Regions from separate parts of the Homo sapiens genome. Here region 2 is linked to region 1. Evidence: chromatin loops called from intact Hi-C (ENCODE). Cell type or tissue: PC-3. All regions are shown on one strand. Each heading gives the region's core, and the rest is flanking DNA. Links, peaks and the distances in the headings are about the cores only. Region 1 holds the start of LOC102723516 (a long non-coding RNA gene). Region 2 overlaps LINC00639 (long intergenic non-protein coding RNA 639).

Region 1 (2,929 bases), core at 120-2,619:
GTTATGAGGTCTAGAAGCCATCCAAACTCCAGAATCCTACCCTTGATCAATGGGGAGATAAGTTTTCTTCTTTGAGTTTCTTTTTAGCTCATAAAAACATTAGCTCCCATAATTCTCCCACCCAAACAATAATAATGAAAATTGCATTTTCCCTTGAATTTGAACTAAAGGTTATCCCAGAAGCAGCGTATAACATGATAGCAAATTATCAAAATAGGAACTGTTATTCAGATATTAGAAACATCCAGACCATTCAAAACAAATGGATGTTTGATTTGTTAGCTATACTATATGAATGTTTTCCTGGAATGTTTTTCATTCAGTTATTTAATATAGTATAGATATAGTCCAGACTTTTATATTAGCTCTAGACCTGTCCATTGCACAGGGACAGTCTTTTACACTAACATGAAGTAAAGCACTATAAAAACATTAAAATTTTATTATACCTCAATGTAGTTTGCATATTTGTCCCTGCCCATATCTCATGTTGAATTGTAATACCCACTGTTGAAGGTAGGGCCTGGTGGGAGGTGTTTGGATCATGGGGTGGATCCCTCATGAATGGCTTGGGCCATTTCCTTGGTGATAAGTGAGATCTTGCTATGAGTTTACACAAGATCTGGTCGTTTAAAAGTGTATGGCTCCTCCCCCTATGCTCTCTCTTTCTCTCTCTTCTCTCTCTTGCTCCTCTTTTCGCCATGTGAAGCATATGCTCCCGCTTAATCTTCCATCATGAGTAAAAGCTCCCTCAGGCCTCCTCAGAAGCCAAGCAGATGCCAGCACCACACTTCCTTTATCTTCCCTCATGAGTAAAAGCTCCCTCAGGCCTTCTCAGAAGACAAACAGATGCCAGCACCACACTTCCTTTACACCCCGCAGAACTGTGAGCCAATTAACCTCTTTTCTTTCTAAATTACCCAGTCTTAGGGATTTCTTTATTGCAGGGCAAGAACAGCCTGTATTATCAAAGAAAGTAAGGTAAGTATTGCAAACTAAAAGAACTTCTTAGCCAACTAAAAGAACAGCCTGAAGTATCAAAGAAGGTTAGGTAAGTATTGCAAACTAAAAAGATTTCTTCAGAAATTTATTATTAATTCCAGCATAAACTTTTCCATTCCAACAAACTATTATTTTATAAATTCCAAAATTATATTTAATTTATATATAAGAATTTCCCCCACTCAACTTTATCATCATCACTTTTTACTAATTGCATTGTTTACTTGAATTACTTATTCAAAACAACATTTGATTATTACAAATAATGTTGCTCCATTTTAATTGAATCCTCGAGCAAGCCAGCATGCAGCTTCTCAGCTTGCATAGTAATTCATCAATATATTCATTATGTATTACTCACGGATAGGACATGGATTAAAATGAAAGATTTGGCTGAAGGTACATATGCTTTTCTTTAGGCAGAATAAAAGAGAAGAAATAAAATACATGTATAAAGCTACTTTTTTCTAACAGTTCAAATGCTTTATATTGTTTCAATTATTTTTAATGTTATGAGTCATCTTTAGGGAATTAAAAACATTTTTCTGCCTGTAACCCAGAGGGTGACTTTTTTTTAATCCACAGCCAAGGAGTGAATAACTTGAAGCCTACAACAGCTAACTCGTTAGTCTAAAGCTACAGAGAATCTTCCAGAGTCCAAAAGGCCAAACTTCCTGACTTAGTGCACTTTCTGTGACTTACAACAGGTATTTTTATATTTATAACAAGTAATTAGAAGGACCACAATTGCATTTTCATAGAATTTGTATGCTATCAGCAGCTACAAACTGACAGCTGGAGCAGAATCTTGCTCTACATTTAGAAGTATCTTTTAAGCCAGCACAGCGTTTTTTATTTTTTGTTAATAGATTTGAATACATTTAGGCCAGGATACACCGCCCAGCCCACCAGAATCCCCACCACTGCCTAACGTCTTACATTGGTGACTTCATCCTTTCAGAGGGCCTACCAAAGCCAAAGGCCTTTGAGTTTTTCCTTGACCTGTGTAGACTGTGTACTCTATTTCCAACTTAAAACTTAATTGTCCTTCATCTTTAAAGGCACTTCTTAATTCCTAAAGCTTTTTTTTTTTTTTCTGAGACAGTCTCACTCTTGTTGCCCAGGCTAGAGTGCAATGGTTCGATCTTGGCTCACTGCAACCTCCACCTCCCAGGTTCAAGCGATTCTCCTGCCTCAGCCTCCTGAGTAGCTGGGACCACAGGCATGCACCACCATGCCCAGCTAATTTTTGTATTTTTAGTAGAGACTGGGTTTCACCATGTTGGCCAAGCTGGTCTCGAACTCCTTACCTTAGGTGATCCACCCACCTCGGCCTCCTAAAGTGCTGGGATATAAAGTTTTCTTATTGTCATTCCTTCAATCTTCCAACTCAGTATCACTATCATCAATACACATTATTGACTGTATTCAGTCAGCAAATATCTGTTTTATTCTTATTAGTATGGTCCAGGGACAGCTGAGAGCAAACAAAATAGGCAAACAAAATGGGCAAAATAGGCAATCTGTCTCTCGTACTAGACTATGCACCCCTGGAAGGTAAAAATATCCTGCCTTCCAGGGGTGCACATTCTAGTAGAAGAGACAGATATAAACAAATCCAGATTAATGCTGTGGGTGGTAGAGTCCAGGAACTATTTTGAAGAGGATATCAGGAAGGTCTGTCTGAGGAGATGCCATTTTGAGCAGAGATGTGAATACAGAGAAGGTATGAGTCACACAAATGCTTAGGGAAGAACAAGTGAAAAAGCACCAAGACAGAAGCCTGCTTGATACACTTGTAGAATAATAAAAAAGAGCACAGAACATGGAGGAGACACAGGGAACGGGGTCAGAGGGCTGACCAGGGGCCAGTTCATGCATGGCTCTGGAAACCACAGTAAGGGCACAAGATTTTCTCCAAGTATGA
Region 2 (2,929 bases), core at 266-2,765, 50 kb before region 1:
CTGCCATTGAGACAAGAGTACATTGAGGTCTAACTTTTCCAGAAAGCCCCATCAGCTTCACTCACAGCTACTGTGGAGGAGAAACACTCCCTTACACTAAAAACCTCATTATAATTCCACTTATTTCATTTTCCTAGAATGACACTGGTAGGCATCTGGACTCAGATTCTGAGCCAGGCCAAAGAGTGAATGAATCAATGAGCATTCTATCCAGCAATAAAGGAATCGTATCCCTAGACTTTATGTTTAAATCCTGTTTATATTATATTCTGCAATTACATACAAACCCTATCGTTACCAGCTTTTTAATAGTTTGAAATTTCATTTAAAGACAATGAGTAGCTTGACTTTATTTCTGAGCACACAGCCATAACAGCCATTTCTATTTTTTAAATTCTCTATTGGAAGTTTCTAAAAAGTTCTTTGAGATTATTTTCAATGCTATATTGGATTGTGATTGATTTCTATTTTTATTTTATCCTGTCCTTCCACTTTTTAACTTACTAATGAAGAATCACTATAGCCTAAGTGCCTTACATGAAACCATACTCAGTATTTCTCACAAGCTCTCCTGACAAAAAGTTTGGCTGTCTCTATTTAAGTAATAAACTAGCAAAGAGGTGAAGGAACTAACAATATTAGCAAATTAATCCTTCTCAAACGCAAATGTGAACAAATGCCACTTCACTGCATACATTACCTCCTTATTAAAATTATGTCAAAGACGGTTTTGAAGACCATCCAAGATCTTTTCACAGAGTTCAGTTCAAGCAATTTGAACTGTAGTGTATAATTCCACTGCCTTTGTACTGTATGGCAATCGTGTACACTTTGTCTCGTGGACCTCACATAAGAAGATGTTTTGGAAGAACCACATTTTTCAGATATTTCCTACCAAGCTCAGCACATTGAAATAGACTGAATACAAGAGAGAATGAAACTAATTTAAAATTTTGGGAGAGAACTGCACATAAGCAATATAATTTAAGAGTTCTACTGAACATTTACAGACCTTCCCTTAATGCTGGATTTGTCTCTATTATACCTAAAAATTAATTTGTTAACAAAGATATATCCTATGCTATTCCCCAAAGACTTTTTTCTCCAAAAGGAAACTTCGAAATACAAGAAAGGAAAGTGTGACTATTCACTAATATGACAAATGGCAGAGTGGCATTCCAAACAAGCATAGCTATGATTAATGTATGTGCAAACATCCATTAAATAGAAAAATCTCTACAGTACCAAATAGAAATCCTGACCAAATCATGAGCTGTTATGACAAGTCCTCATTATTTTTACAACCCAGGAAACTGTTACCCAGTTGGAATCTCAGTGGTTTGGCCATGCCTGCTGGTGGCAAAATAAGGACAGATAATCCCTGAACAAAATATTTATACTATAATGAGCACCTTATCTAAAAATGACTTCTCTGAGCTCTGACAGCTTTATCTATATTACATAACCATGCAAATCACAGTTAGTTGGACTAAGGATGGATGCTTAATCCAATAGCATAAACATATTTCTTCAACTAAAAATTTGGTATTGGAATCAAGTAGCCAGTCAGCAACATGCAAATGTGGGGACTGTGGAGCACCTCAGAAAATGAGTCAGTGGGAGGATGGAGGAGCAGGGAAGAAGAGAAGGGAGGTAGTGGCTTTTCAGTTTTTCCAGCTCCTTTTCTGAGGCCCTGATGCATTCCTGATCTCGAGATATGTTTCTGTCTCCTTATAATAAATTCCCCTGTGTTGCTTACTTCTTGAGTTGACTTGTTATCTAAAACCCAGAATCCTAAGTAATGACACATCTATACATTAAGTTACTCTTATATTTTACTTACACTTTCATAGGTCTACAGCTTATCTCTTCATCCAAAGTATAAGGTCCCTGAGAGCAAAAACTATTCTCTATACTTGTTTGCAGTCATACACCACATACACAATACCTTGAATAGAGCAAGCAGACTTCAAATATTTGCTCACCCATTATGGCTCTATGTTGACATATTTTTTCATTTTTATTCAGAAATATTGTTGTTAATTGCATTATCATGAAAGTTTATAATTATGATCCATCGCGTGACCTACATACAAGCACACATGTTGTTTTGGTGGTGTTTTCTCAGTATTTGCAAACACAAGGAATTAACCTCCTGGCTCTGTTTTCCAACTTTTGGATAACAGATTGTGTTATGTGCTGTTCCTTGTATTACTTCTGCAACTTGTCCATGTTGAAAATGCAAATTAAGAAGACTGAAGAGCAGCCCATTAGATACACAGTTAAACAAGTTTCTCCGGGGAGGCAGTCAGAGCCACACACCCTGAGAAAACGGTGTATGTAACCAAGTCAGAAAAATTTCAACTAAGATACATGGTTTGTTGAAGAGCAGATGGTAGGAAAGAAAAGGGTTAGCTTTAGTAATCGTCCACCTTTCTTTCTTAAAAGGTCTTTCTAGCCTATAACCAAATTCCCTCCTTTCAGCATTGCCTCTCTGAGCCATTTGGGGTGGACCCCTGACAGCCATATGTGTATTATTTAACCCCAAAGTGACTAGGAGCAGATCTCTTTGCTTCTTCAGTTGAGGTCCTCATATTCATACCTTCCTATGCCCAGTAACGAGTCAATGTTCTCATGGTTTCCCCCGTGGATCACAGCAGCAGTGTCCCAGCAGTACTCTTTAAATTCATCCCATTTCTTTCCAATTCATTCTCCGTAATACTACCAGTTCTAAAGCCATCTGTTTCTACATCAGTCCTTTACTCAAGAATCAACATGTCTTTCAGAGGCCAAAACTGATCCCTTTACCCATTTGTCCTACTTCCCCACTACTGCTCATTTATCTATTCAATAATGTGTATCAAAGACCTGATAGGGGCAAGGCATTGTGCTAAGCACTAGGAACACTATGGGAAACACAGACAAGTAA

What was found. Hi-C counts contacts between places; a loop is a spot of excess contacts. Peaks named below come from ENCODE experiments on the same cell type or tissue, not always from the same donor. Only the 100,000 strongest peaks of a DNase experiment are listed, where the experiment ranks them.
Region 2: a loop joins it to region 1, with 8 times the contacts of the local background. A loop is called at or near these places in 2 of 110 quality-filtered maps.

What each region holds. Positions count from the first base shown.
Region 1 is chr14:38,950,082-38,953,010 of GRCh38, forward strand. LOC102723516 (a long non-coding RNA gene) reads left to right here and starts at 1,592. Exons shown (of 3, transcript XR_429358.2): 1 at 1,592-1,709. In PC-3, for the core only: no CTCF peak of the experiment used is centred there; no DNase peak of the experiment used is centred there.
Region 2 is chr14:38,899,831-38,902,759 of GRCh38, forward strand. All of the region lies in intron 1 of LINC00639 (long intergenic non-protein coding RNA 639), which reads right to left. The region is part of intron 2 of LOC105370457 (a long non-coding RNA gene); the gene reads left to right. Among named protein-coding and RNA genes, the nearest start is that of LINC00639, 16 kb to the right of the region's middle. In PC-3, for the core only: no CTCF peak of the experiment used is centred there; a DNase peak (open chromatin) is centred at 1,261; H3K27ac peaks cover 372 bases.